3 separate regions of the Homo sapiens genome follow, and all the other regions are linked to region 1. A link is a loop called in an ENCODE intact Hi-C map of the cell type or tissue named here. Cell type or tissue: OCI-LY7. All regions are shown on one strand.

The links. A loop is a pair of places that touch in the nucleus more often than their neighbours do. Peaks named below come from ENCODE experiments on the same cell type or tissue, not always from the same donor. Only the 100,000 strongest peaks of a DNase experiment are listed, where the experiment ranks them.
Region 2: a loop joins it to region 1, with 6 times the contacts of the local background. A loop is called at or near these places in 4 of 110 quality-filtered maps.
Region 3: a loop joins it to region 1, with 10 times the contacts of the local background. A loop is called at or near these places in 7 of 110 quality-filtered maps.

The regions. Positions count from the first base shown.
Region 1 is chr22:22,152,888-22,160,887 of GRCh38, reverse strand. It overlaps IGL. Among named protein-coding and RNA genes, the nearest start is that of VPREB1, 88 kb to the left of the region's middle. RefSeq lists an enhancer at 3,811-3,970 and a silencer at 5,080-5,222. In OCI-LY7, CTCF peaks have their summits at 3,786 and 3,995 (motif pointing left); DNase peaks (open chromatin) are centred at 3,487 and 3,967; H3K4me3 peaks cover 1,371 bases; H3K27ac peaks cover 4,176 bases.
Region 2 is chr22:22,295,209-22,303,208 of GRCh38, reverse strand. It overlaps LOC105372952 (a long non-coding RNA gene), which reads left to right and starts at 5,057. Exons shown (of 3, transcript XR_938055.3): 1 at 5,057-5,527; 2 at 7,244-7,414. It also overlaps IGL and the pseudogene BMS1P20. RefSeq lists a silencer at 4,965-5,264. In OCI-LY7, CTCF peaks have their summits at 4,605 and 5,607; DNase peaks (open chromatin) are centred at 3,752, 4,615, 5,088 and 5,538; H3K4me3 peaks cover 3,472 bases; H3K27ac peaks cover 1,879 bases.
Region 3 is chr22:22,055,989-22,063,988 of GRCh38, reverse strand. It overlaps IGL, the pseudogene IGLVIV-66-1 and the pseudogene IGLVV-66. Among named protein-coding and RNA genes, the nearest start is that of TOP3B, 77 kb to the right of the region's middle. RefSeq lists enhancers at 5,465-6,228, 6,229-6,992. In OCI-LY7, CTCF peaks have their summits at 2,135 (motif pointing right), 3,042 and 3,252 (motif pointing left); DNase peaks (open chromatin) are centred at 2,138, 3,228 and 5,158; H3K4me3 peaks cover 926 bases; H3K27ac peaks cover 2,642 bases.

The DNA.
Region 1 (8,000 bases):
TGTTTGAGTTCATTGTAGATTCTGGATATTAGCCCCTTTGTCAGATGAGTAGGTTGTGAAAATTTTCTCCCATTTTGTAGGTTGCCTGTTCACTCTGATGGTAGTTTCTTTTGCTGTGCAGAAGCTCTTTAGTTTAATCAGATCCCATTTGTCAATTTTGGCTTTTGTTGCCATTGCTTTTGGTGTTTTAGACGTGAAGTCCTTGCCCATGCCTATGTCCTGAATGGTAATGCCTAGGTTTTCTTCTTAGGGTTTTTATGGTTTTAGGTCTAACATTTAAGTCTTTAATCCATCTTGAATTGATTTTTGTATAAGGTGTAAGGAAGGGATCCAGTTTCAGCTTTCTACATATGGCTAGCCAGTTTTCCCAGCACCATTTATTAAATAGGGAATCCTTTCCCCATTGCTTGTTTTTCTCAGGTTTGTCAAAGATCAGATAGTTGTAGATATGCGGCGTTATTTCTGAGGGCTCTGTTCTGTTCCATTGATCTATATCTCTGTTTTGGTACCAGTACCATACTGTTTTGGTTACTGTAGCCTTGTAGTATAGTTTGAAGTCAGGTAGTGTGATGCCTCCAGCTTTGTTCTTTTGGCTTAGGATTGACTTGGCGATGCGGGCTCTTTTTTGGTTCCATATGAACTTTAAAATAGTTTTTTCCAATTCTGTGAAGAAAGTCATTGGTAGCTTGATGGGGATGGCATTGAATCTATAAATTACCTTGGGCAGTATGGCCATTTTCATGATATTGATTCTTCCTACCCATGAGCATGGAATATTTGGGCTTCCTCTGTGAAAACACAACACATAATTCTTCCCATTTTATAAGGAGTCCGCAGGAGAAGGTTGTCTCATATACAAACTGTGCATGAAATAAAGTACATTTGCTGAGAACAAGGACAGTTCAGCCATGCACCCACTTCCCCACAAACTCATGAAGCCATGTTTCTCTCCCTACTTGATTCTTCAGGAGATCACACATAGAGAGCAGGGTGAGCATTTGGGAGGATCCTTTAACCTGACTGAGTGCTTCACTGAATGCTCTAGTAACTGAGGAGAGAAACGGGTTGGAAGGAGAAGCTATTTGAGGGGATGGAAAAGAGAAACAGTGGCCTCAGGCATCTTTTGTAGTAAGGGGTAAGAGAGGCTGAAGAACGAAGAGGGAATGTGAGTGACAACTTTCAAGAAAAGATGAAAAATACCCATGGCTTTTCTTCTAGAAATATTTTGGTGATTGTCTAAGGAGGTCACAGAGAAGAAGGAAGTGGAATGAAAGGGAGAGAAACAGGAGAACTGAGAAGGGAAGTTGTGAGTTTGAGATGGGGAAGCAGAGAGGGTGAGGAGGGTCCATGCTTGGGAAAAGACTGGAGAAGAAGCCAGTGCAGAAATTGGGCAGGAGCCAGCAGGGATGTTGGATCAAGAGGAGGTTTGAGTTGTGTTTGCATTCATTTCTATTTCTTAAAAAAAAAAAAATAGAACCTCTCCCAACTTCCCATCTGCCCTCTGTGATCAGCTCCCTGCCTGGAATTGGGGATTTCTCTTTGATCATAATCCTTTAGCTCCCTCTCAGATAAATTTCTATTTGGTTTCTGTCTGAAAGTGGCTTCCCTTATTTCCCACCATTCTTATGAATATGGTAATATTAAAACATGTATGTGGATCTTTGGAAGAAGGGGCCTTCTAGAAACGCAGAATTTCAGTCCACAGTCCAGACCCACTGATCAGAATCCACATTATCCAGGATCCCACATGATCCATGTGCACATTCAAGTCTGAGCAGCTCTGGGCTGATCCAGGGAGGAAGGCGCTGGTGGGTTTGGTGATAGGTGGTTCCTCATGCCCCAGTCTGTTCTGCGTCCTGCCCACATGTCCAGCAAACTCACACTGTTGTACATGATGCTCTGGGCATGCTGCATTTGTGACTTCCCAAACAATATGTAGGTGTCTCCCCCTGCACTCTCAAATCCACAGAGATGACCAGGAGTGTTTTGTTAATAACAAGGTGATCTTCCCACCTTCACATCTTGATACTAGTGAACAAGTGGAATTATGTAAAAGCTACAATTTTCCATTAGATCTCATAATGTTAATATTATTATTCAGTTCTCATATATTTAGGGATTTTTAAGACACAAGGATTTCTTATCTTAACCTTAAATTACAAGCATATTTATAAAGTTAGAAATATGAGCACAGATATAATCATATTCATGGAAAAACTGGTTGCCAAAATGAAAGAAGTACAATCAATTTCAGAAGTATTGTGTAATTTATTGTCTGGTGTATTGGTTTCCTAGAACTGCTGTCAGAATGTATTAAACACAAGTTTGGTTAAGATAACACAAATGTATTGTCTCACAGTTCTGGAGGCTAGCCTCCCAAAATTCATAGAAAGGGCAATGTTTCCATATATACCTGAGGGGAGATCCTTCCTTCCCTCTTTCTGGCTGCTGGTGGTTTGCCAGCAATCTTTAGTGCTCCTTATCTTGCAGCTGTGTAAATTCAATCTCTGCCTTCGTCGTCACACGGCATTCTCTCTGTGTCTTCCAATCTCCTTACTACCATCATCTTATAAGGACACCAGGCACATTGGATCAAGAGGCCACCTCGCTCTAGGATGGCTTCATCCTAAGAATTACATAAGCAATAACACTATTTTAAAAATAAGGTCACATTTAGAAGTACTGGGGGTTAGACCTTCAAAATATTTTCCTAGGTGGATACTTTCTTATATAACATTAGAGAAGAGAATCCCTCTTAACACTTTTATAATTTTTAATGCTTAAAAAGCTATGAAATACACACTATTAACATAGAACATGAAATAAACTTTATTAATATAATTTCCTCTCTTAGCTTTTAATAGGCAAAACAACAACAAAATCTTTTGAGATCCATCTTTCTGGATGAAGTGTGTTTGACCTTAGTCTTTAGAGTTGATCTCACTATTACTGTTCTGTTTGGAATATAAACATAAATTCTTCTTTTTGGGAATCTGCATCTCCCAAATGATTCACAAATATTTTCCACTTTAAAATTCAAACAGATACAGGAATCAATTTACACCCCTCCACCCACCTTTCTCTCTACGGATAGTTAAAATTTAGGTGTCCTTGAGAGCTCAGGTGTCTGGCCACGTGATCCTGATATCCTACGTTCATGTTTGTACCCCGGATCAGCCAAAAGCTCGTTCATGTCCTGCTTCCCCATCTGGGTCTCTCACTGTGCTAAGGACCACTGTGGTGTAGCCCACAGTATACTCAGCCTCATCCTCAGGCTGGGCCCCTTGAGGGGTCAGGGCAGCTTTCCCCCAGGAGGGAGCCAGAGAATCAAGTGGGCATCCAGGGGTGTTTGTTATCTGTGTTACACATCAATGTCCTGAGGACTTGACCAGGCTTCTGCTGAATTCAGTGCTGTGGTGCTGAAGCCACACATGAGAATAAGTCTCTCTCTTTAGGACACAGTCAGTGAGGGCTCCTGAGTCACCACAGCCTGAGAACTGAACCAAGAAACTAAAACAGATACATGTTATGTGTGAGGAATCACAGCAGACAGATCCCTCCAAAGTCCTGTCTTTGAAATCTACATGAACCTGGGCAGTGAGGAGGGAGAGAGGGGAGGATAGACATCCAAGCTATGGTGTGGACTTTCCAAGGATCCCCAGAACCCCCGGCTACTTCTGGACCCTGGGACAGTTCCTCTAACTCCTCGTCACCTCCCCGGGTAGATGTGTGTTTGGTTAGGACATTATGCAAACATGGGGCCTCTACCAAAACCACCGGCTCCCTAAGTTCTGAGTGCTCAGCCAGGCAGCAGCCGCTCTGTCAGGGAGGATGGGCTGCTGGGAACTCTGAGTTTGCCCTTTGGGAGAAAGCACCTGCTCTAAACCCCAATTCGGGCCAGTGAGTATGGACCCAGGAGCCATAAATGAGAGCCCCGGGAGTTCATTTCCGGCCTTGCTCACCTCTGAGAAGATCCACAGCTCCCTCTGCTGGGCTTAGATGGCTATTGTTTGTACTTTCTTCCCTACTTAACGGTAAATAATTCCTCTAATGCCTGAACTTTAATTTCACTGTTACCTGTTCCAGAGTCCCTCCAGACTGTTCTTTTTAATTTATTGCATTTTTCTGTTTTCTAATTTTAATTTGGTTTGTTTCTATGACTTATTTTTCTTTTCGGGATTTGCTTCTTTTCCACTTGTTTCAAGAATGTCCCCTCTGACACAAGTTTACCTACGTAACATACCTGCACATGAACCCCTGAACCTAAAACTTCAAAAAATAATGTCTAAAATTGCTCACTGAAGGAATTGTATAATTACTCCTTAATTAATCTCAGTTACATAACATCAGCACCTAAATTATTTCAGTATTGGTGTCTATCAATTGTCTTTTCTCATTTAAGTTGTGTTCTTCTGGTTCTTCATATGGAAAGTTATTTTACTGTATCCTAGATATTGTGGATATTATAAGACTTTCTACAAGTTTATCAAGACACATGAAATAGTGCTTGTTTTTGTTTTATTGCTTTTTTTTTACTTTGTCATTAAGAGGAAAAATGACACACATTCCCCTTTGTATGCATTTAATTTCACATTTTGCAATCAATCAAATCATATGGGAAATGAGTTACCCTGTAGTCTGCTTTGCATCTGCTGAAATATTCCTGAAGCCTCTTATGTCTCTCATCCTCTATCTTAGCCATTTTCTTTGAAGTTCACCAAATATGCCAAAGTGTTGCTTATAACTTGAGGAAGAAGAAATTCACCTTTGATCTCAAGTGACTGCCATGATTGATAGAAAAAGTGCTTGTGATGATCCCATTGGGGGCCTGAAGAATAAATGATCTGAGTCTACAGTGGTTGAAAACCAGACTCCAAAAACAAGAAATTTGCTTCAGAAGCATAGGACTGAGGCTTGATCCAAGGGTTTGAGTGTAGTTTCCCACTTGTATTTTTGTATTTGTCCCTGTGGTGATATTTCAGATCACCACACCGAGCATGTAACACTGGGCCTCATTCTTGGTCTAGTCCTCATTATAACCAGAGTGGCTTTTTCTTCATGAAGAGAACCAGGGGATTGTGCAGGGGTCCCAGGACCTGACTGCTTGTGCCCACCATTGCCCTGGGGACATTGCCAGATGTTCTGTTGGGCCCAGCTGTCGAGATGCTCTGATGACAGCCCCAATTTTGGAGCCATAGGTGAAGGTGACTGCCCCTCCAGGAGTTGTGGAAAGTGAATGTTCCTGTGTCACCACAACCTGGGAAGTAACTCCTGAACCCAGAGAAAGGAAAGAGATGTCATCAGGACAGGAGAAAAAAATCCCAGAGCATACAGACACCCAGTAGTTTCTAAGTAAATATGTTTATTACTAAAAAAAATCATTGAGCCAACAAAACACATATAAATATCTACCTGCCTCTATTTTGTGAGTTAAAAAAAATAAGATATGATTTCAGTGTTCTTTGTTTCTTTGGACTATAGTTACCATCCAAATTCTCAGCCAGGAACAGCCTAGAAACATCCTAGTTTCTGGGAGTCAGCCTAGAAACATTTGGGAGTCAGCCTAGAAACATCCATATCCTTCATGCACAAAGTCCAAGTCCTCTCCATGCCAAATGTATTTTATGACATAAAGGTATCACGAAGCTGCTTTCTGCTCTTCATTCCAACTCTAACTAACCTAGAGCCACCCACCATCATCTCCCCATGATGGTACCAGCGCCCCCAGCTTGTCTTCCTGTCCCAGATCTTCCCCATTTCATTCTCATTACAGCTGGAGACTCACTGACCAAAGGCCATGTGAGCTTGTCCCTGCCACCTCACAGTCCTTCAGTGACTCTGTGAGCCCTTCTCGGGGGCTCATTCTACTGATCTGCCTCAGCCTGCCTCTCAAGCTCACAGCTTCCCTTCAAGGAGCTCCTCCTGGCCCCTTCCTTGATCCAATGACCTTAGGCTCAGGCTAAAGTCACTTTTCTCACTGACTGTAATGACCAGTGTCTCCTTCTATGGATTCTCACCTCTGATGAGATGTTCCAACACTCCCCCTCCACCTATCTCACTCCTGCTCATTCTGAAAGTCACACATGAGACTCTACTCCTGTGGATTAGGCCTCTTTGGCCAAATCCCCACTCACCCTCACTTCCACACCCACATGGACCATCCCCCTCATGGGTTTTCTGTTCTTTATGTCTTCCCTCTCAGCTCCTGTTCAGTGGCTGATGACAGCATGCAAAGACAGAGCCAAAGAGGCACAGTTGTTACATCTCTGTTTCATGTTTTCAGTTAGGAAAATATAATTCTGTCAGATGAAAATTTACTCATACAACATCTGGGGCCTCTATGTTCTCAGCTTGGACACTCCAAAACCCTCCTTCTCAGAACAGCCCACAGCACCCCCTGCTTGGTCCACAGCCACAATCCCTCCAGGGCCTATGACCCACCTGAGAAACATGGGTAGCAGATTCATGGTTATGCTGAGCACCTTGAACTAACCTGGTTAGGGGCCCTGAAATATCGGGCCACACAGAAATAGAAGACACCCTTTTGTCTTCTCCAGGAGGGACATTATAGGTGCCTTGGGATTACTTGGGTCTGAAGAAGAAGGTTCTTAAAGTGATAGGAAAGATTTCACAATAAAGAGAAGTTACTTAAACACAACAGCTCACTTGACTCATTGGAAAGAGAGTTAAGGCTTGAGGCAAGAGGTACTTACACCTAAATGTGCACCCAAACCACTGGCTCTTTAGAAGTTGATAATAGCCCATGAAATAGACAGAGAAGTCCAAGTGGCAAGAGGACATTCCCCACTAGAGTCTACCTCACCCTTCATCCATAACTTTCTCAAACACCTCAGAATTCCCAATGTGGTGCACTTTTGCGGTCACTTTTCCTGAAGGCTGCCCACCTTACACATGTATCTGGGCCTGAGTGGTGGCCAGTGAGAGGCTATTTTTGAGGGTGAAGCATCGATTTGTGGTCTAGACTTCATGTACTTGCTGCTCTCACCCCTCACAGCCTGCTCCAGCCTCCAGACCTTTGCATCTGCTGTTCCCTCTGCCTGGGATGCCCCCACCCCTCCCACCCCAGCTCGGCTCACTCCACCACTTCTTTACATAGGTTTTATTTCCATTTCTTTGTTTTCAAGTGGAAAGTCACAAAATTTATTACACTTATTATCTATTTATATTTTCCCTGTATAAATGTCTATTTCTTTCATTTGTTTTAGTTTGTTGTGGTGGTGGTTGTTGCCAATTTGCAAATGTTTTCTATGAATCCTAGATGATGCCTTTTCACAGGGTAACTATAACTTCCTGGTCTGTTGCCTCTGATAAATGTTCCACTAAATTTCTTCCTTTAGTGTTTATTAATATTTATTAGTCTAACATTTTTGTGTAATTTTTTTTTGAGAAGGAGTCTCGCTCTGTCACCCAGGCTGGAGTTCAGCGGTGTGATCTTGACTCATTGCAAGCTCCGCCTCCCAGGTTCACGCCATTCTCCTGCCTCGGCCTCCCGAGTAGCTGGGACTACAGGCACCCGCCACCACGCCCGGCTAATTTTTGTATTTTTAGTAGAGACAGGGTTTCTCCAAGTTGGCCAGACTGGTCTCGATCTCCTGACCTCATGATCCGCCCTCCTCAGCATCCCAAAGTGCTGGGATTACAGGCGTGAGCCACCGCGCCTGGCCTCCTTTCCACTTAAAGGTAAGTGGCCTACCCATCAAATCAGCATTACTCAATAGTTTATAATGGGCTCTCTCTGTCCTTTGATGAAAAAGGGAATTCAGCTCTGGACAAAAACCCAAGATAATGAGCTTGGCAACATAAAGCAACTTCCTTTTATGAAATCCACTCACAAAATAAATGTGGTATAAAAATTAAAGACAAAACAGTAAGACAGCATTGATTCATTGATCTCAGAACTAATTCCAACTATATAATATTAACAACACTCATGATCTGAAATTTAAGCTGCAGCTAGCATCATGTAACAACAAGTTATT
Region 2 (8,000 bases), 140 kb before region 1:
CCAAAGGCTGCTCTGTCAGCCCGGCATGCATGTGCTGCTGGCCCCACCCACGACAGGCCCACAATGCGCTCCGTGTTCCAAGTCTGATTCTCACTGTTCCCATCACTAGAAACACAGGCAAAACTTTGCACTAGGGAATGCTTCGTAAAACAGTTAGTATTTCATCATCTGTTTAGGTAAACTAAATGGACCCAATCCACATTTCCGCACTTCATGTCAAAATCCCAATCTCAATTTTTCTAGTATAGATAATGGACACTCTTTTGTTTTTGTTTTTTTTTTTTTTGGAGACGGAGTCTCACTCTGTCACTCAAGCTGGAGTGCAGTGGCACGATCTCAGCTCACTGCAACCTCTGCCTCCCAGGTTCAAGCAATTCTACTGCCTCAGTCTCCCGAGCAGCTGGGATTATAGGCACCCGCCACCAGGCCTGGCTAATTTTTGTATTTTTAGTAGAGATGGGATTTCACCATATTGGCCAGGCTGGTCTCGAACTCCTGACCTCGTGATCTGCCCTCCTCAGCCTCCCAAAGTGCTGGGATTACAGGCATGAGACACTGCAACCGGCCAATGGACACTCTTTATGAAAGACACAGAGGTCTATCTGTGTCCCCCAAACGAATAATTCAAAGAGTGAATGGAAAAGTCCCACGCTGATAACCAGCACATGTGAAAAGGAGTCTCAATGTAAGTTCAACACAACACAATCGTGTAACACACCTAGGGGAAATTTTAGATTATATAAAACATAGCATTTAGATTAAGAGTAGAGTCCCAAACCACACCAAACCCATGGGAAGAGCTTATTCACTCATTCATTTCTTCATTTGTTTTTGGAGCTCTGGGCTCAATTATAGTTCCCACTCTTAAAAGAAACAGACAAGTAAGGCTGGGTGCAGTGGCCCACACCTGTAAACCCAGCACTTTGGGGGCCCAGGAGGCAGAGGTTGCAGTGAGCCATAATTGCGTCACTGAACTCCAGCCTGGGTGACAGAGTGAGACCCTGTCTCAAAAAAAGGAAAACAAAAGAAAGAGGCAAATTAAAACTCATTTGAGAGAACAATGTTTAGAAGGCTATTAAAACATTTTCACGTAAGGGCCAAAGAACCAGGTAGACGTTATAAAAGATAGGAAGCTCCTATTTGCAATAAAAGCAAAAAAGGATAAAATAGGAATAAACCTAACAAGAAGTGCACCGGAACTTTATTTTTTTAAAAAAGAAGAAAAGCTTTAATAGGCTACCAAAGGACAAAAGGAATAGCATCACTACCAACACTCGTAAGTGCTCTCCACACCAGGCACTGTGTTAAGTACTTTCCTTGCCTTAACCACATTCTTCAACCCAAGGAAGTAGGTGTTGTAAATATTATATACTGAATAATGATATGTCCTCATTTGAAAAGAAAGACCCGACATCACAAATACGCCAATTCTCCCTTTAGCACAGTTACAACCCGAAACCACCACTAAGGATTTCTGGTCTAGAGAAGATAACACATTATACCCTCCTAAGAAATGTAACCCAAACTCTAGAAATAATAGACAGGAGAGGATCAATGGAGAATTCCAAAAGGTGGACAGAAAAAGGCTGCTGAGGGACTCTAGGACTAGGGAATGCATAGTGGCCAGGTGTCTCCCTGGACCTCATCCAATAGGAAGGTGACCCAGGCCCAGAGTTTCCCAACTCCCAACGTAGCAATAGAAGGCAACCCAGGCAGACTCAGTCCCCGCAGATCAAAGGAGATCTTCCCCACAACAAGAAAACCAGCTCCACACACCAAGACAACCACCATTCCCCACCCACCTAGCTGCAGCAGGTGGCCCAGCCTAGGGCGGCTCCCCTGTTCCCTCAGGTGGGCAACAACAGGGACTGGTGGGAGAATCCCAGTGATACATATAAGCCAAAGAGACCAAAATAACACCATGAAGGCTCTGAAATTAAATTGCCATTGGAATCACAGCCCACAAAGTAGACCAAGACCTACAGACTAAACCTAAACAGGAGGACTGCCTGCAAAAATAAAAAAATTACATAGGCAGATGTTGGAACCATCTGACTCATCACTTATAACAGTCAGTATAAAAATGCTTCAACAAGCAACTACAAATCCTATGGCAACAATCAAAGAACTGAAAACATCAGCAAAGAAACTGAAGAATCAAATGGAAATTACAGAAATATAAAATCCAGTAACAGAAATTTTAAAAAAACTAACTGGATGGGCCCTATTGAGTAAAAGTGGAGACGACAGAGGAGAGAATCAGAGAAGCTGAAACCTGATCAACAGAATTCACCCAGTCTAAACAAGAGAGAGAAAATAACCTGAAAACAAATGAACAGAGCTGCACGGACCTGTGGGACGATAACCCCGCATTTATGTTATCTGAGTCCCATAGGAGACCAGAGCTGTGAAAGCATGCAAATAACTAATTCCTGAGGCTTCCCACATTTGGTGAAAGATATAAACTTACAGATTCAAGAAGCTGAGCAAACCTCAAAGTATACCAAAAGAAAGCAACACCAATTAAACTTTCAAAACTAAAAACAAAGACCAAAAATGGCAGAATGCCTGTAGGGACACGCCAACTCAAATGCCATGGAGGCCAGAAGGAAGTGGCACAACATTTTCAAGTGTTTAAAAAAAAAACAACCAAACAAAAAAACCAACCAAACAAAAAAACTGTTCGCTGCAAATTCTATATCCCATGAAACTACCCTTCAGAAATGAAGAGAGAAATAAAGACATTCTCAGAGGAAGAGAATATAGGAATTTGTCACTGGTCAATTTAGAAATGCTAAAAAGTGGCTACAGAAATATGTTCTGTCATTTCCACAATACAAAAAATTAAAACAAAAAAATCAAAACAAAAAAATGGCTACAGAAAGTTCTTATGCAGAAGGGATGAATATGGGACTATAGGAGGAGGGACAAAGGAAAGACCAGAAATGTGGATACATACGCGAGACAATCCACAGTTCTTAAAATCACATTTGACGACTGAAACAAAAACTATACCACCACCTAATACTCAAGCCAGTGATTTATACAAGTGGAAAAGGTAAAGAGACATAAATGCAAGGCAGGTTTCCACACTTTGAAGTGGTAAATACTGGTACCAGTAGACTACTGTATTACAATACACATATTGTAACATCCAGAGCAAACACTTTAAGACTATACAAAGAGATACGAGCAACAACATTATACAGAAATAGATCAAGATGGAGGGAAAGAAAAAGGAAACGAAAAAGCAAATAATAAAAACATCAGACATAAGCAATTATGTAACTATAAGCACCTTAAATGTAAATGGTCTAAATAAACCAAAAGACAGATTGATGGAGAGCCTATAATAAACACATGGCCCAACTAAATACTGTTCATAAGAAACTTCAAACTCACTTAAGGACCTAAGTAGGTTGAAAGTAAAAGAATGGAGAAAGATATCCTGTGAAATCATTAATTTTTTAAGGAAGCAGGAGTGAATATATTAATATCTCATGAAGTAGACTTCAAGCAAAATAATTTACCAGAGCTGGAGAGGGTCTTCGCTGAATTTTAAGATCTAAAATTTCCTATGCTGCCTTGACATCTTTGAGCCTCACAGGGCCCCAAAGGCCTAGCCGTGGGTTTTCCTGTTTCTACCAGACACCCCCTACCCTGCCACCCAACAGGAAAGGCTCCCCACCTGGCTAGTTCTTTTATCAGCCAAACAGTTGCACCTCAGCCTAAGAAGCTTCACTTCACCTGTCTGCCAGCCCATGAATTTATTCAAACAAGCCAACTGCATTCCCCCTCGGGAACCATTGGTCATTGTGTGCTCTTGTTACTATCAAGCCTGCCTGCTTCCTCAGCCCACAGCCCTCACTCCGCTACAGAGTGCGGTGCCCATCTGACCCTGTGTGGCATGCAGTGTCCTCCTCTGAGCTGTGGGTATATGTGACTAAAACACTGCTGTCAATCTCATCCATCCACGCCAGGTGTCGTGTTCAGCCATCTCCTACACTTTAGGGCAGGGACCCCTCCTTCACCAATGGGGTGAAAAGGAAGTGACCATAACAACTGCTTAATGACAAAAGGATTAACCCACCAAGAAGACATCTACTTCAACATCCTCCTCTTAGCAACTGTTAAAACTAGGCAGAGGCCGGGCACAGTGGCTCATGCCTGTAATCCCAGAACTCTGGGAGGCAAAGACAAAGGATAGCTCGAGGCCAGGAGTTCGAGCCTGGGCAACATAGCAAGGCCTCATCTCTCCAAAAAATTTTAAATTTAGCCAGGTGTGGCGGCACACACCTATAGTACCAGCTACTCAGGAGGTTAAGCCAGGGGAAGTACTTGACCCTAGGAAGTCAAGGCTGCAGTGAGTCATGTTCGTGCCACCGCACTCTAATGTAAGTGACAGAGTGAAACTAGGCAGAAAAGGAGCAAGGATTTACAAAAGATCTGAACAGTCAACCAGCAAAATCTGACATCCGTATAACACCCCACTCCCCAACAGCAAAACACACACATTTTTAAAGCCAATAGAAATCTACCAAGATGAAGTACATTTGGGGCAATAAAAGAAATCACAGCCGTGCCCCTCTCTGCGCTTTCTTTTCTCACCATGGGGAGGCGTTTGGGGGCCTCTTGAGGGACCCCCTAGATGCTTCTACTCAGAGCCCCCAAAGCCGGGGAGCCTCCACTCCTCTGTATGCAGCCTCCCCTGTCGGTTCTCGCTACCCAGGGTTCAGTGGCCTGGGGGCTGACGGAGGGGGTCGCCTCTGCCAAGGCCCCTCCCGGCGCCTCCCTAGCTCATCCAGCCCACCTTCCTCCCACGCTGGCTCACGCAAAGTGCTCTGGTTACCAGGAGCCCTTCCTGACCAGCCCCGGCCCCTTCTTGGCCTTCGCCCACCTGGCCTCCCCTGGAGCCCTGACCTGGGTGCCGGGCCTGCTGGGTCCAGAGCCCACCCCGCCCTGAACAACCCCGAGTCTCAGCCACCCTCAGTTCTTACCCTTTCACAGCTGGGGAGTGGAGTCTGGGCCGGCGCCTCGCTGTGCCGCGCTGTGCGCCTCTCCGCGCCTGCGCCGCCGCTGTGCCCCTCTCCGCGCCTGCGCCGCCGCTGTGCGCCTCTCCGCGCCTGCGCCGCCGCTGTGCGCCTCTCCGCCGCTGTCCGCCTCTCCGCCGCGCCGCCGCTGTCCGCCTCTCCGCCGCTGTCCGCCTCTCCGCCGCTGTCCGCCTCTCCGCCACGCCGGCGCTGTGTGCCTTTGCGAGGGCGGAGCTGAGTTCTCCTTTGCACAGACTTCGGAGATACAGCGAAGGCAGAGCAATGTTCTCCTCAGCACAGACCCGGGCGGGCGGGCCGGTGGCACCGCGAGGGCGGAGCTGCGTTCTGCTCTGCACAGACCTTGGGGGCACTGCCTCGCTTTGGGACACCTCGGGGCCGCATCGACGGTGAATAAAATCCTTCCTGTTTGCAGCCCTGTTTGTGGTTGGTGGCAGCGATGGACACTGCAGCCAGCCAGAGCGTAGAAAGGCGTTGGGGTAAGCGCGCTATCCAGGCTGCACTGCGGGTGGCCTGGGACCGGTTGGGAGCCCTATCTCAGGCGTCACTGCCCGTCTTGGGTGGCTGGTTGGGTGTGCTATCTGGGGCTGTGCTGCCTGCACGGGGGGATGGTTTGGGAGCCCAAACCGGGGCTGCACTGCCTTTGGCGGGGAGCCGGTTGGGGGCACTATCCCAGACTGTATTGCTGGCAACAGTGAGGTGGGCTAAGTGTGCTATCCGGGGCTGCACTGTGCGGCTGTGGGCGGTGGGGGGGTGGGTGGCGGTTTCGGGTTGAGGGCGCTATGGGGTGCTGTAATGCCCATGGTGCGGGGAGGCGGGGCGGCTTGGGTATGTTGGGTGTGCTGTTGCGGGGGGGCGACACTGCTGGTGGTAGGGGGCAGGGTGGGTTGGGGGCCATATCAGGGGCTGTACTGATTGCTTTAGCTAGGATTTCTGGTACTATGTTAAACAACAGTGGTGACAGGGGGCATCCTTATCATGTTCCAGATCTTAGAGGAAAAGCTTTCCGTTTTTCCCCATTCCATATGATTCTAGCTGTGGGTGTCTTTCCTGTAGTTTTTATTATGTTGCGGTATGTTTCTTCTGTGCCCGTTTCTTTGAGGATTTATAGCATGAAGGGATGTTGAATTTCATCAAATGCTTTTTCGGTTTCAGTTGACGTGATCATACTGTTTTTGTCGTTTATTTGGTTGATATGATGTATCACATTGTATGTTGAGTGACCCTTGCATCCCAGGGATACATCCCACTTGATCATGATGAATTATCTCTTTAATGTATTACTGAATTTGATTCACTGGTATTTTGTTGAGGATTTTTGCATCAATATTAGAGATCCTGGCCTGTAGTTTCCTTCTTTGATGCTTTTGTCTGATTTTGTTATCACAGTAATAATGGTCTCATAGAATAAGTTTGGAAGTATTCCCTCCTGTTTTTCAAAATAGTTTGAGCAGGATTCGTACTAGGTCTTTAAATTGTTTGGTGTGAAGCCATCAGCAGTGAAGACATCAGTTCCTGGGCTTTTCTTTACTGGGAGACTTTTTCTGATGGCTTCAATCTCATTACTTGTTACCAATCTGTTCTGGTCTTGGATGTTTTCATTGTTTAACCTAAGTAGGTTGTATGCATCTAGGAATTTGCCAATTTCTACTAGGCTTTCCAATTTATTGGCATATAATAGCCAGTTATGATCCTTTGAATTTCTGAAGTATTAGTTGTAATGTCTCCTTTTTTTAATCTGTTGATTTTATTTATTTGAATCTTGTCTCTTTTCTTAGCCTGGTTAAAAGTTTGTCAATTTTGTTTAGCTTTCCAGAAAACCAACTTTTCGTTTAATCTTGTGTGTTTTTTATTTCAATTTTGTTTCTGCTACGATCTTATTTATTTTCTTATTTTCGGTTTAGTTTGTTCTTTACTAGTTCTTTAAGATGTATTGTTTATTTGAAGTTTTTCTTTTGTTTGGATGGTAGGCACTTGTAGCTGTAAATCTCTGCCTTTGTATGGCTTTCTGCGTAACAAGTTTTGGTATACTGTGTTTTCATTACCCTTTGTTTCATGAAATTTTTGAATTTCTGTCTTAGTATCTTCATTGACCTGCTAGTCATTTATTCAGGAGGGTAGTGTTTAACTTCCATGTGATTGTATTGTTTCCAAAATTACTTTTCTTATTGATACCTAGTTTTATTCCTTTGTAGTGAAAGAAGATGGCCATGGAGACAGACAGCAGCATGGTCAGAGTGGTAGGAGCCGGCCATCAGCGAGAGCTGCTCCATGCCTGGCTGCTGGATGCTAGAGCCTGCGGCCCACTGGCTTGCCTCACTGTGGTTGCTGGTGGTGGTGACAGAGACTGCAGCATGAACAGAGTGGTAGGACAGGGGCTATCCAGGGCTGCACCTTTCGCAGTGTGGGGTGGGTTGGGGGCGCTATCCAGGGTGTCATTGCCTGCATTAGGGGTACTGGTTGGTAGCACTGTACAGGGCTGCACTGCCCACAGCAGGGAGGGTGGGTTATGGGCGCTTTCTGGGGCTTCAGTGCCCATGGAGGAGGACAGGTTAGGGCATTATCGGGTATACGCTACTGGCGGCATTGGGGGACGGAGGTGGGGGGCGCTATTGAGGGCAGGACTAGCCGTGGAGCGGGGGCGAGTTCGGTGCTATCAGGGGCTGCACTGCTGGCGGCGGTCAACAGAGTTGGCATCCAAGGAAGGAGTGGTTCTCCTCTCCCTGACTCCACACTCCAGAGGGCGACCCACTCTTGGTCATACTGGAATGCGGCAGGGCACACAGCGTTTGCGTGGGAATCCTGAGCATGGCAGAGCCCCCACACCCACCGTGGTTCCTGGGCCTGTGCACTCTGGGTCTGTGCCTCAGAGGCTGCCAGGCACCCCTGGGGACACCATGGGGGACAGGGCCCTGTGCGTGGAGGCGTCCGGAACAGGAATTGGCACCTGGG
Region 3 (8,000 bases), 97 kb after region 1:
GGGAGAATGACGTGAACCCGGGAGGCGGAGCTTGCAGTGAGCCGAGATAGAGCCAGTGCACTCCAGCCTGGGCAACAGAGCGAGACTCCGTCTAAAAAAAAAAAAAAAAGATATACTTAATGTTAAATGACGAGTTAATGGGTGCAGCACATCAACATGGCACATGTATACATATGTAATAGACCTGCAGGTTGTGCACATGTACCCTAAAACTTAAAGTATAATTAAAAAAAAAAAATCTGTGTTGGCTGGGTGCAGTGGCTCACACCTGTAATCCCAGCACTTTGGGAGGCCGAGGTGGGCAGATCAGTCAGGAGTTTAAGACCAGCCTGACCAACATGGCGAAACCCCCTCTCTACTAAAAGGACAAAAAAATTAGCTGGGCATGGTGGTGAGTGCCTATAATCTCAGCTATTCGGGAGGCTGAGTCAGGAGAATTGCTTGAACCTGGGAGGCAGAGTTTGCAGTGAGCGGAGATCACATCACTGTACTCCAGCCTGGGCGACAGAGCAGGACCCTAACTCGAAAAAAAAAAAGTGAAGAAAAAGAAATCCGTGTCCACTGCAGTGCTCATTTGCGTGTTAGGGTCCTTTCTCTGAGGTTACATAATCAAGTTATCCCTGTTGGCCAATATTCACTGTCTGGAAATAGTCATTACATGCACTCGATTATGTCTTAAAGTGTTGTTTATGGTGTAAGAACTCCATCTATTGCATCATGGCAGGAAACAGAAATTGACACACTTTTGGTGTAACCGTCTTTGTCTATTTGACTTTTTAGAACTTAGTAAGCTTTATCCCACCATGACGCTTTCCATAAGTTTTATATCTATGAGTTCCGATTAATGCTGATTAAGGTTTATTGAACTTTTTAGGGATTGAGTATGTTTCTTTTTGTCAAATTTGGGAAAGTTTTGGTTACCATTTTTCAATTACATTATTCTGTTTCTTTTCCTCACTCTTACCCTTCTGGGCCTTTCATTATGTGTATATTGGTACACTTGATGGTGTCAAGAGGGTCTTTAGGTCCTGCGTATTTTTCCACCCTTATTTCATTCTATTCCTGTAATAGGATAATATCAATTAATCTATGTTTATTTCAATGACTCTTTCTTTTATATCTTTTATTAATATTCTTTATTTGGAGATACATTCTTTTCATGCTTTTTTGAACATTTTTACATTTTTAAAATTTCTTTGAGCAAATGGAGAAATAATGGAGTTGAAGTATTGGTCAAATAAGACCAGTGTTTCTGCCTCTTTGAAAATAGTTTTTGTCAACTTTTAATTTTTTTGTTTTTTTAATGTTTTTTTCTTTGTTATTTTCCGTTATATATGGCAATATGTTCCTGTGTCTTGAACCTACCTCATTATTTTGCTTTGACAAATGGAAATTTTAAATAATATAATGTGACAGTTCTGGAAATTAGAACTTTTTTGTAAAGCGTTTTGGTTGATGTTGTTGCTGTTTTTGCTATAGTTGTTATTGTTGATGATGTATTGTTTCATGGTTTTCCAGGAGGGTTCTGCAAGTCTGTATTCTTTGCATGTGAAGTTAATGAAGTCTCTGCTCAATCACATTAGTAGTTTCCTAATTACTGGACAGATATTTCCTGAAGCAATACTTCCTTCAGCTTTTGCCAAGGACTCCATGAGATGTACTTATTTTGAAAATAAATAAATAAATAAGTAAATAAATGAAATCCTTCATTCCAGATCAGGGTTACCAGGATGATATTCATGGCTATTTCTATTCCTCCTTCTTTGGTAACTTTCTGCTTATCTGTTGTCATCTTCAGTGTGTTGGAAATAAGTTCTCCTCCTTATCCCTTACTCCCAAATCCCAGGCACTGAACACCTGAGAATACCTTCAGAAACCCCCAAAGGGTTTAAAGCTTTTCATCTCAATCTCTATAAATCTTTATTCTATTTTTATTTATCTGGAATATGCTTTCTAGCATGTTGATAGACTTCTAAAATTTATTTAAGTCAGAAGTTTTCTTCTAAGATTGATCATTTAAATGATCTCAATAAGACAGGACTGAGGTATGCAGCTGAGTCCCAGTGTCTGAATATGAAAAGGAGAATTTCTTTGCACCCCCCTATATAGCCACAATACACCAGACCAGCAGGAGGAGACAGGCTCTGTTGTAATATTTGCGCAATAGTTACAGATCAGAGTGCACTCCCTAGAGGCCTGGCCTAAAAAGCTGTTTCCAAGGGAACTTGAAGCAGGAATCAGAAAATATCTGGCTCTCTACTCGTAAAATTAAAGTACACACACACACGCATTCACACACACACACACATAACATATTTGAGTATGCAGGTCAGCAGACACTGGTTCTGAGAGCCATTTTTCAACCTTGGTAGCAGAGTAGAAAAACAGTTTTTGTCTCATTTCCCCATTTATCTGTGCTTTACCCAAACGGCACACCAATGCTACAATCTGTACCACAGATATAGTCAGCTCCATCCTCAGACGGGATTGTAGAAATGACACTATAGTGGTCAGCTCCAGTCCTGGAGACTGAGAACTAGTGACTGGGAATCCCAGCCCCCTTGGTGTGGCTTCCATCACTCTTAAGCTGCATCAGGTACTGATGGGCCTTCCCTGGCTGCTGCCGAAAGCATTCAATGGCATAGCTGCTATGCTGACTGCTGAGTGTGGGCGAGCTTGGCCAGGGCTCCCAGGGAGGCAGATGCAGAGGTCGACTGAGTCGGCACGGGCTGCCAGAGGGATCCCGAAAACACAGACAGCCATTATACACTGAATAAAGCAGAACAGGGAAGGACAGTTCTGGCATGAGTTGGGAGGTGGTGTCAGTGAGCTGGGGGATCAGGATGCTTTGTGCTGTCCTGGACTGTGCAGTGAAGGAGGACAATGAGGAGGAGGAGTGGGGTCAAGGCCATGGTGCAGACTCCCCGGATCTCTGCAGAGGAAGCCACGCGGCAGGTCTCTCGTGTTCACCCTCTAGCCTTAGAGGAGAGAGATGGGCCTTTCATGCAAATGTGCTCCTCTTCCCCTGCCCAAGCGTGCCCCTCCCTGGGCCCGTGTGCAGTCCCAGTGGCTGGGTCATTTCTGGGAAGAGTAGGCCTGGGATGTACCTGGACTGAGGCTCCCAAAGGGCCCAGAGAGGACCCAGCTGCTGGCCCCAGTGAGCCCTAGGCAGAGGCCAGGGCCAGGTATCATTTCCCAGCTAAGAGCCCCACAGACTCTAAGTGCCAGCCCCACAGCGCCCCCTGCTGCCCAGGCCCAGGTCCATCGTGCCTGTGACCAGAGGCCAGGTGGACCCAACAGAGTTGCCATCCTCCACCGGGGCCTTGACCAGTGCTGGCTCCCTACCTCAGGGCAGAGTGAGGTTCCCTCTCAGGGCAGTTTTCTACATCATCTCAGTCTTTAGTTTTCCACACTGGCCTCCTCAATGGGAAAAAAGACACACAATTCACCGCACTTTATAAGGAGTCCCCAGGGGAAGTGTGTCTCAGGTACACATTCTATGTGGTACACATATCTATTCTGTAATGGAATAATTTCATTGACTAGAACAAAATGTTTTAATTCTGCAGCAATGGAAATGTTGTGAGTACGCATGGGGCACATGAGTATATGTGTTCATAAAAAGCACACTGAAATTTACAATTAAGATCTGCAAATTTCACTTTACATATTATGCTTCAAGATAAGTTTTAAAAATAAAAAAGAGAAAAAATACCATTTTTTCAGATCAAAAAAATAGAATTTGCCACAAGATCTACTCTAAATGAAATTCTGAAGCTCTTTTTTAGTAAAATCTCAGTAAGCAGCCACCAAAATTTTCAAGAAATAAGTGTTAAAGAAAGTGGGGAAATGTGGAAAAACCCAAAGGAAAATTGAGTCTGTAAAACTATGATTATAATAACATCAGTTGATGTATAAATGCATATATGTATAACATAAAGCATATGTGTGAACTTATGAACATGTATTAATAGATTTGTGTGCACATGTGTAAATATATGACATAACTATGTTTTGACATTATATACATTTGTAGAGATTAAATGGAATTGAAGGGTTTACACTCAGACTCTACTCTCTGAAGTTTTATTTTAAACACTGAGCACCCCTAGTCTCTTCATATTTCCCAATCAGGGGGACAGCCTCCAGGGGATATTCCAGTTTGCATTTAGTCTCCAGAGAATCCCTTTCTTGTGATGATATATAGGAGTAACGCCCCACCCAAATCCCCTGAGCAGGACAATGTATGATAAAAGCTTCAGATCAAAGGGCAAGGCTGCTGCAGTCAGAGGGTTAGCGTCCTGCAGGGATCTCAAAAGGGCATCCAGCATAGTGAATATGAACAAAGGGATCACTTCTATTCTTTAACCAGAGTTCCCCAGCACACTTGAGGGTCCAGGGCATCTGTGATATGCAATATAATCCCATTATCACATGGTCTGTGACAATCCCAACCAAGCAATCTGACCACCATCACAAGGGGTTGCCTCCCCTCCCCAGATCAGCTCAGCTGTTTCATGCTCCAAAATATTCATATTCAGGAGGAAGAACTTTCCTCACTGGGCACCACCTGCAAAGGAAACAGAACAATGTCCTGTGGCATTGGCACTAATCAGGCTTTATTGGGGGCATTTTCAGGAATGGACTCAGCAAGGGTCGCAGCCCTTGTACCTCTCATCAGCCTCATAAGAAGCAGAGCTGGCCTGGGCTAGGGAAGCTGGGTGGATTTGGGGCTAAAGTTCAGGATAAGTACTTTGCAAAATGCTTTACCTTTTAACACATTGAGTGGGTGACAGGCCATAAATGGAGATGTAATGAGAGGAGAGTCAGAAGCTGCTCAGGGGAGGTGCAAGGCCAAGACTGAAATCAGTGCTTGTGGCACCTGGAGAATTCCAGAGAAGTTGAGATCTCTGGGGAGGAGCCAAGAGTAGTCCAAGCTAACTAACATAAGGAAACCCTGAGTTAGACTTTGGAGTCACCCACAGACTGTCTTGTTTGACTCTCACTATTAATGGAGGCCAGTAGAAAGGTCCCACCCTGTACTGAAGAATGAAAAATACAAACAACAAAGCTGCTACTGATGAGCCACACTCGGTCCCAGACAGTGTATTGTTGCCTGCACAAGGCAGAGAGAATGCAGGGGAGGTTCTAATCTCACTTCCCCGTAAGTCTGGAGCACAGTGAAAGTGCCACTGTTGCTGTGATATGTAAAATAGTAATAGTCGGACTTGATCTCAGGCTGCTCAGAAATGTGCAGAATCCCTGCACATTGCCCGAGGGATCTTTGGATTCACAGAAGTGACTGGGGACCCCAGAGTCCTGGTGCTTACTTGAGTCTGAGTAGTATCTCAGGAGATACTGGGGAAGGCTCCGTGACTTCTGCTGGTACAAGAATATGTGACAGCCTCCAACAATGCAGCCACTACTTGGGGTACAGGGAAGTCTTATAGCATTTCTCAGATGTGCAGAGAGGGAGGGCAGCTGAATAAGCAAAGGCTGAGAGAGGGAACCTGCAAGCAAAGATGATCGTGGGTGAGGAATCAGGACAAAGGGTGAGAGTGAAACACAGGGCAAGAACTCAGGCTAGGGGGCTTCCCCAGGACGTGAGACCTGTCCCTACCTGAGAAATGATAGAATATCACAGGAGAATAGGTGCCCAGGTCACAGTGGACACAGCCCTCCTGAGGTCCAGAGCTGGAATGGCTTCTCCAGGCCTCTCTTATCCCCTTCAGTGGCCTCACAAAGGAGGGGTTATGGATGCAAGTGTGTTGCTCCCACTGCCTACCCCCAACTCTCCCGATGGATTTATCAGTATCTGGGAGCTGTTGTCGGGGTGTCTGGCACACAGGACTTGGAAGAAGGTGGGGGTGCTGGGACCATATCTAGCTGCTAAATCTGTGTCAGTGAGTGCAGACTCCATCTACCCAGCCCTGGGGAGTTTGGGGGGGGTGGCAAGTTTTGGGTTTTCACTGTGCAGACACTGAGTGTGACTCACAGTGCCCTGTGCTGCTCACTGGCCAGACAGCAGTCTTTCTGTGAAAATCACATGAGTGGAGTCACCTGAGAGCCTGGTCATTGCTAATCCACAGCATCCATAGACCACACCTTTGCCCTGTCTGGAGATAACTCATATTAATAAACAGCCTTTCCACTGAGGATTTCTGAATTACTAGAAAAGCAAAAATATCAGGTCCATCCAACATGAGGAGGCTGCAGTGATGGCAGAATGCAGAAGGCTCGGAATACACAGGGAAGGTCTCTTCCAAGATGGCCAAACAGGAACAGCTCTGGTCTGCAGCTCCCAGTGAGATCGACGCAGAAGACAGGTGATTTCTGCATTTCCAACTGAGGTACCTGGTTCATCTCATTGGGACTAGTTGGACAGTGGGTGCAACCCAAAGAGCTGAAGCATGGTGGGGTGTCACCTCACCCGGGAAGCACAAGGGGTCGGGGGATTCCCCTTTCCTAGCCAAGGGAAGCCTGACAGACTGTACTGGGAGAAATGGTACACTCCTGACCAAATACTGCGCTTTTCCCACAGTCTTAGCAACCGGCAGACCAGGAGATACCCTCCCGTTGCCTGGCTCAGCAGGTCCCAGGCCCACAGAGCCTTGCTCACTACTAGTGCAGCAGTCTGAGATCAACCTGTGACACTGCAGCTTGATGGGGGGAGGGGCACCTGCCATTGCTGAGGCTTGAGTAGCTCACAGTGTAAACAAAGAGGCAGGGAAGCATGAACTGGGCAGAGCCCACCACAGCTCAGCAAGGCCTACTGCCTCTGTAGATTCCACCTCTGGGGGAGGGCATAGTAGAACAAAAGGCAGCAGACAGCTTCTGCAGACTTAAACGTCCCTGTCTGACAGCTCTGAAGAGAGCAGTGGTTCTCTCAACATGGTGTTCGAGCTCTGAGAATGGACAGACTGCCTCCTCAAGCGGGTCTCTGACACCCATGCAACCTGACTGGGAAACACCTCCCAGTAGGGGCCGACAGACGTCTCAAACAGGCGGTGCCCCTCTGGGACGAAGCTTCCAGAGGAAGTATCAGGTAGCAATATTTACTGATCTGCAGCCTATGCTGGTGATACCCAGGCAATCAGGGTCTGGAGTGGACCTCCAGCAAACTCCAACAGACCTGCAGCCGAGGGGTCTGACTGTTAGAAGGAAAACTAACAAACGGAAAGGAATGGCATCAACATCAACAGAAAGGACATCTACACCAAAACCCCATCTGTAGGTCACCAACATCAAAGACCAAAGGTAGATAAAACCATAAAGATGGGGAGAAACCAGAGCAGACAAGCTGAAAATTCCAAAAAACAGAGTGCCTCTTCTCCTCCAAAGGACCACAGCTCCTCGCCAGCAAGGGAACAAAACTGGACAGAGAATGAGTTTGACGAGTTGACAGAAGTAGGCTTCAGAAGGTCGGTAATAACGAACTTCTCTGAGCTAAAGGAGCATGTTCTAACCCATCGCAAGGAAGCTAAAAACCTTGAAAAAGGTTAGACGAATGGCTAACTAGAACAAACAGTGTAGAGAAGACCTTAAATGACCTGATGGAGCTGAAAACCATGGCATGAGAACTTCGTGACGCATGCACAAGCTTCAATAGCCGATTCAATCAAGTGGAAGAAACGATATCAGTGATTGAAGATCAAATTAATGAAATAAACAAAGAAGACAAGATTAGAGAAAAAAGAGTGAAAAGAAATGAACAAAGCCTCCAAAAAATATGGGACTACGGGAAAAGACCAAATATATGTTTGATTGTTGTACCAGAGAGTGACGGGGAGAATGGAACCAAGTTAGAAAACACTCTTCAGGGCCAGGTGCGGTGGCTCATGCCTCCTAATCCCAGATCTTTGGAAGGCCGAGGTGGGCAGACCATGAGGTCAGGAGATCAAGACCCTCCTGGCTAACATGATGAAACCCTGTCTTTACCAAAAAATATGAAAAATTAGCCGGGAATGGTGGTGGGTGCCTGTAGTCCCAGCTACTCGGGA